Linked DNA regions of Homo sapiens: region 2 is linked to region 1. The links are chromatin contacts, found by Hi-C in ENCODE. All regions are on one chromosome and are shown on one strand. Each heading gives the region's core, a stretch centred on a gene start or an enhancer-like site at or near the end of the contact. The rest is flanking DNA. Distances are from core to core; before and after follow the strand shown.

Region 1 (3,312 bases), core at 1-2,500:
TTTTATTTTCCTTCCTTCCTTCCTTCCTTCCTTCCTTCCTTCCTTCCTTCCTTCCTTCCTTCCTTCCTCCCTCCCTCCCTCCCTCCCTCCCTTTCTTTCCAGATTCTGGACCTATTCCAGACTTACTAAAGGAAATTCTCTAAAGGTGAGGCAGTTTTTTAAAGACAGCAGCTCTCTCTGTCGTCCATGCTGGAGTGCAGTGGCCCGATCATAGCTCACTGCAGCCTCGACTTCTTGGGCTCAAGTGATCCTCCCCCTTCAGCCTCAATGAGTAGCTGGGACTACCGATGTGCACTACCACGCCCGGCAAACTAAAAAAATAATTATTTTTGGTAAAGACAGGGGTCTTGCGATGTTGCCCAGGCTGTTCTCAAACTCCTGGCCTCAAGTGATCCTCCTGCCTCAGCCTCCTAATGTGTTTGGATTACAGGCATGAGCCACTGAGCCCGGCCTAGCTACCCTGTCTGAGTTGTGCCCACTACACAAAGGTGTCAGCTACATGTGATGTCTGTGCATTTCTGGCCTGGACCGCACATTAAGTGCTCCGTAAACATCAGTCTCTATTATCAACAGTCTCTATTATCAATCAGTCTCTATTATCATCAGTCTCTATTATCATGAGTCTCTATTAAACAACAGTCTCTATTATCACAGTCTCTATTATGTGTTTTGGCTGAAAGAAAGTTCTCTAAAACCAGGAAATCAGGAATCAGCAGTTTTAAGTTCTCCAGGTTATATTTTAACATTGTGTTCATATGCAAAACAAAGGTTGTGAATCAGCACGAATGCTGGCAAGCCCTGGAAGGTTTGTGATCACGGACTTTCACGAGACCCCAAGGCAAGGAGAGACAGAAGCCCAGGACAACAGCATGGGCGCCGCTTTTTAGTCGGGCGCCGCTTTTTGGTCAGGCGCCACCTGGACTACATTTCCCATATCCAATTGCCGGGCTCCTGCAGGATTGGCCAGAACAACGCGGAAGTGATTACGGGTCGCCCAGCAACGGGCGGAGTCCTGGCCCGAAACTGGATGCGCACGCCCCTTCCCTGCGGCGGGGAGGCTGACAAGGCTCCGCTCTATCTCTAGCGCCTCGGAGCGCTCTCCGGCTTTGCTGTCTAGCCCGGCGGCAGCGCGATCTCTTAGGCACTTTCACCGCCTTCCTCTCCAGGCCCTGCCCCTTTGACGCCGGCCGTCGCGATATTGCGGAGACTGGATTTCAGCTTCGTGGTCGGCGGAGCGGCCCCTGGAGGGCGCAGTGCGCAGGCGTGAGCGGTCGGGCCCCGACGCGCGCGGGTCTCGTTTGGAGCGGGAGTGAGTTCCTGAGCGAGTGGACCCGGCAGCGGGCGATAGGGGGGCCAGGTGCCTCCACAGTCAGCCATGGCAGCGCTGCGCTACGCGGGGCTGGACGACACGGACAGTGAGGACGAGCTGCCTCCGGGCTGGGAGGAGAGAACCACCAAGGACGGCTGGGTTTACTACGCCAAGTAAGGGGGCCGCAGTGGGGCCGCGGACGCACCTGGGACCCTGCACAGCCCACGGACGCCACCTGCGCGGGGAGGACGCGCACTCCAGCGCAGCGCGTGCGGTGCAAAGTGAAAGTAACTGTTAAGGAGCTTCAGGGAAAAGGGTCCAGGGTTCCCAGTAGGGGCCGGCCCCCTTGGTGGGCCTCGGGTCCAGCGGGGGTCACCTGGTGGCTTCCCGGCGCGCCCTCTGCTGTTCAGGATGCAGCACTGCGCGGCGCGGCGAGGGCAAAGCGGCCTCATCCCCGCCAAAAAATAAAGATGTTTTAAAAAGCGCACATGCTCAGCTCCCTCCTGCAGGCTCTGGGTTGCAGGGATAGGAGTTTTGTTGTGTTTTGTTTTGTTTTGTCCAGACCGGTATTGCTCAGTCATCCAGGCTGGAGTGCAGGGGTGCCATCATAGCCCACTGTAGCCTCTACCTACTGGGTTCAGACAATCCTCTCATCTCAGCCTCTTGAGTGGCTGGGACTACAAGCGTGCACTACTATGCCCGACTAATTTTTTAAGTATTTGTAGAGACTAGGGTCGCACCATGTTGCCCAGGCTGGTCTCGAACTACTGGGCTCAAGCAGGCCACCTGCCTCAGCCTCCAGAATTGAGATTACAGGCGTGAGCCACTGCGCCTAGCCAGGAGTATTTTTTAGTAGCAGTCCTAGATAGCTTCACTATCATTTCCTGGGAAAGTTTTGGAAACCCCAGCAGAGCCTTCATCTTTAACTGTGTGACCTTGGGCCATTGAAATAACGTTTAATCTTGGTTTTTTCACCTGTAAAATGGGTTGATACGAGGGTCAGTTCAGGCACTGTGCGTAAAGCACATAGCACCGTGTCTAGTAGGTACTCTCTGTTCCTTAACTGTCGTTCCTTGATTGCTCTTAAGATACGACAGTGCCTCTTATATCGGCACCTTAGAATCACCTAGGAAATGTCCTAAATACACGTTTTGGGTCTCCATAGAGAACCTACTGTAGCCGACTCTCAACTTTGGGAGTCTCTTTTTTTAAGCTTTCCAGGTGAGGTGGAATATCACCTGGTTTTGAGAAACATGGATGTAAATCTGATTTTCAGCATCTGGGAAACTTTTTTTGTAAGAGCCTTTTTCTGGGCCCCACTTCCAGAGGGTTTTTCTTTTTTTTTTTTCTTTTGAGACGGAGTCTTGCTCTGTCGCCCAGGCTGGAGTGCAGCGGCGCGATCTCGGCTCACTGCAGCCTCCGCCTCCCGGGTTCACGCCATTCTCCTGCCTCAGCCTCCCGAGTAGCTGGGACTACAGGCGCCCGCCACCACGCCCGGCTAAGTTTTTGTGTTTTTAGTAGAGACGGGGTTTCACCGTGTTAGCCAGGATGGTCTCGATCTCCTGACCTCGTGATCCTCCCGCCTCGGCCTCTCAAAGTGCTGGGATTACAGGCGTGAGCTACCGCTCCCGGCCTTTTTTTTTTTTTTTTTAAAGACAGGGTCTCGCTCCGTCGCCCAAACTGGAGTGCCGTGGTGCGATCTCGGTTCACTGCAACCTCTGCATGCCGAGTTCAAGCGATTCTCGTGTCTCAGCCTCCCGAATAGCTGGGATTACAGGCGCCCGCCACCAGGCCTGGCTAATTTCGCGCTGTTGGCCCGGCTGGTCTCCAACTCCTGGCCTCAAGTGATCCGCCCACCTCGGCCCCCCAAAGTGTTGGCATTACAGACAGGAGCCACTGCGTCAGCCCAGAATTTCTGATTTAATTGGTTTGGCCCCTCCCCTCTCCCTTGGTAGGTTGTAAAATCTTCCCTCCCAGGTGATTCTAATCTATGCAAGGATGTG
Region 2 (3,085 bases), core at 267-2,766, 7.3 Mb before region 1:
AATCCTGCAAGGCACAGGACAGCCCACTACAACCAAAAATCATCTGCCCCAAAATGTGAATGGTGCAGAGGCTGAGAAACCCTGAGTTAAGGAATTTGCCCCAGGTTAACGAATGAATGTCACACCACGGAATAGATTAGAGCAGTCCAATAGAGCATTCTGCAATGATGGAAACAGTCTATAATCTGTGCTGCCCTATATAGCAGCCAATAGCTACATGTGGCTATTGAACACTTGAAATACGGGTAGTGTGACTGAGAAACTAAAGTTTAATCTTTAATAATTTAAATTTATAATAGCTACGCACGGCCAACGGCTACTCTACTGGACAGAACAGAAATACAATTCACCTTTTCTGACTCGCAGACTGGTATTCTTCCAGTTTCACAGCCTGCTTCTTTCCAATTTTCTGAAATCACTCACTCACTTGACTTTAACACTAAAATGTGACTGGGAAAAAACCCACAAAAGTAAAATAATACTGCAGAAAAAAAAATAAATAAAACATCCCCAGTTAAACTTTCGCTGTTTTGTACATTGGGAAATAAAGTAAAATATCAGATCATTGTTACACATACATGTAACAAGACTGCAGAAGCAAGAAAGGTCAAATTATTTCTACTTCCACTTGCAGGGAAGGGTGTTATAACACAGATAAAACAAAAAACTCTCTGAGCCTTGAGATCACGAGTTTTCCGACCTGATTTCTCTACTTGGTCACTAACAATCTCCTTCACTTCTCAGAAGCTGGGTAAGAAACCAGGCTGGTCAGCATCACCTGCAAATTCTCCGGCTTCTGACTTCTCTCTCACCACAGAGACAACTCTCTGATTTGCTGGTTTGGGTGGCACCGCACCGAAGACTCACCATGTGCCATGCACTGTGCAAAGCACTACCCATACATGATGTCACTTCATTCTCACTGCAGCCCTTTGTGGCACCGGGAGGTTAAAAAGCTGGGACCAAATCACACAGCCAGTCAGGAGTAAAGCAGGGACTCCCAGATATGGCTCCCAATCTGCTCTTAAACACTGCGCTAAGGTAAGGGCCTAAAACCTGGGAAAGTAACCCTGGCTGGGAAGGCGTGAGAAGTCCCCCTGGGGAGCAGAGCAGTCAGGGGCTGCATAGCCAGGGAGGGGTCCTGGCGGCTCTTACTTCTCGATCTCCAGCGCTGCCACCTTCCGCTTTTCGTACAGCTTGTCATTGAGGGCGCGCACGATGTTAGGCGTGAGCGGCGCGAAATCCTTCTCGGGGTTCATGGTGGCAGCTGGGGGAACCTCGCGACTCCTTAGCCCGCGGCTGCCGGGGCCGCGCCGGGGCCAGGGGAGTCTGCGGCTCCGCTCTGCCCCCGGCGCCGGCGCATGGACCACGCCGCTCTAGGCTTGCCTGCCACGCTCCGCCGCCTCGCCCTGGAACCCGGGCCCGGACCCCGCTCCAGCACACCTGACCCTGGCCGCTTAACAACTCCCGCCCGGCACTAGCGGGACTCACGAGACAGCGGCCATGTTACTCGAGTCACATGACTCTACAGCACTTCCGCCTTCCGTCGCGAGGGCCCGCCCCTCTCCAGCCACGCCCCCACCGCAGGCCGCAGGTGGATTGGCCACGCCCTCGGAAGGCTCCACCCACACTGCACACACTATCGCGCTGCGCGCCAGGTAGCTGGAGTGTGGTTTGAGACGTGCTTTAATGGGTGTGTAGCTCACGCCCAACTGATGGCACGTGGTGGGCTTCTGTAGACGTTCGTAAGACCGAATGGGTTCTTGGAGTCTGATTCACTTAACATAATTTATTCAATAGTCACCGAATTCACTAGTTCATTCAGTAGTTGGTCACTTACCAATTTCCTAGATGCAGACGTTTCCCTAACTGCAGTAACACTGTCATCACTTTCACCATATTCTAGCCACTTGTATTATCTATTTAATGTTTTCCTCAAATCAACTCACTTTAAAAAATACCTTAAATCTCTTTTAGCTTTGCTTATGCCCTAAAACCATGAGTTTGAATAGGTATATTTTTTCTAAGACACATCAAAATAAATTCTCAATTAAAAATGGCACTACCTGTCTACCACCTAAGATCTCAGGTACCACCAGTGTCTGTCACTCCACCATTTGGGGGTGTGTTTAACATGCTCTGATGCCTAGGAGGGCTGGTTACAGACAGAGAGAAAGGCCCCAGATCTGCTGAGTGCGGGTCTCTAGATAGGTCCCCTGGAAAGCAGCCCCTTCAGCTGCTTCGGGAATCACATTACATGGTGAGACAGAAATCCCAACTATGTGGCAAAATATTTAAAAGCAATTTATGGCCGGAGTGTGGTAAACATGCAGTTAACAGGGAGGTGCATCAGCCTTTCCTATCATAAGCTTTCAGAGTGAACAGGGACTTAGGACAAGGGCTAGATTACAGTGGAGCTCAAAGAATAACAGTTTCAGAATGCATGGTGATACTTTTCTTTAATGAATGAAAAGTGCATATATAGGCCTTATAACAGTCTTGAAAATGGAGTATTTTCCTCAACAGAAACAGGGACGCAATGAGTAAAGGGCAAAAGTAGGCAGAATTCTAGGATGACCTCCAATATTCCCACCCCTTCGTGTTCATGCCCTGTATTATGCCCTCTTTCAGCGTGAACAAGACTTGTAAATATGATGGGCTATGCATCACTCACATGATTATATTATGTAATATCGCAGAAGAGATTTTGCAGATGTAATTAAGGTCCCTAATCAGCAGACATTGAATTAATAAAAAGAGAGATTAACTTGAGTCGGCCTGACCGAATCAAGTGAGTACTTAAAAGAGATTAGAAGAAATTTGAACTGGAAGAGAGACTCTCCTGTAAGGAGTTTAGTCATATGGCCACAAAGGAATGAATTTTGCCAACACATTGAGGGTCCTTGGAAGCAGATCTTTCCCTAGTTGAGCCTCCTGATGAGGATGCAGCTGGCCAGCACCTTGATTTCAGCCTTGTGGAACCCTGAGCTGAGAATCCAGTTCACACTGGGCTCTCAACCCATGGAAACTGTGAGATAATAAATTTGTGTTGTTTTGCTCTCCTAGTTTTGTGGTAATTTGTTAT

Evidence for each region. Hi-C counts contacts between places; a loop is a spot of excess contacts on that map. Pooled maps may share reads with other maps.
Region 2: a pooled map shows a loop between it and region 1 (21-fold over the local background). The contact joins the promoter of VAC14 here to the promoter of WWOX in region 1. A Hi-C loop is called at or near these places in 5 of 50 pooled maps.

What each region holds. Positions count from the first base shown.
Region 1 is chr16:78,098,404-78,101,715 of GRCh38, forward strand. It overlaps WWOX (WW domain containing oxidoreductase), which reads left to right and starts at 1,251. Exons shown (of 9, transcript NM_016373.4): 1 at 1,251-1,482. The coding sequence starts at 1,376. RefSeq lists an enhancer at 1,485-1,984.
Region 2 is chr16:70,799,642-70,802,726 of GRCh38, forward strand. VAC14 (VAC14 component of PIKFYVE complex) reads right to left here and starts at 1,517. Exons shown (of 19, transcript NM_018052.5): 1 at 1,156-1,517. The coding sequence starts at 1,259. HYDIN (HYDIN axonemal central pair apparatus protein) reads right to left here. Exons shown (of 86, transcript NM_001270974.2): 86 at 2,443-3,085. RefSeq lists enhancers at 1,203-1,825, 1,493-1,552 and a silencer at 1,223-1,412.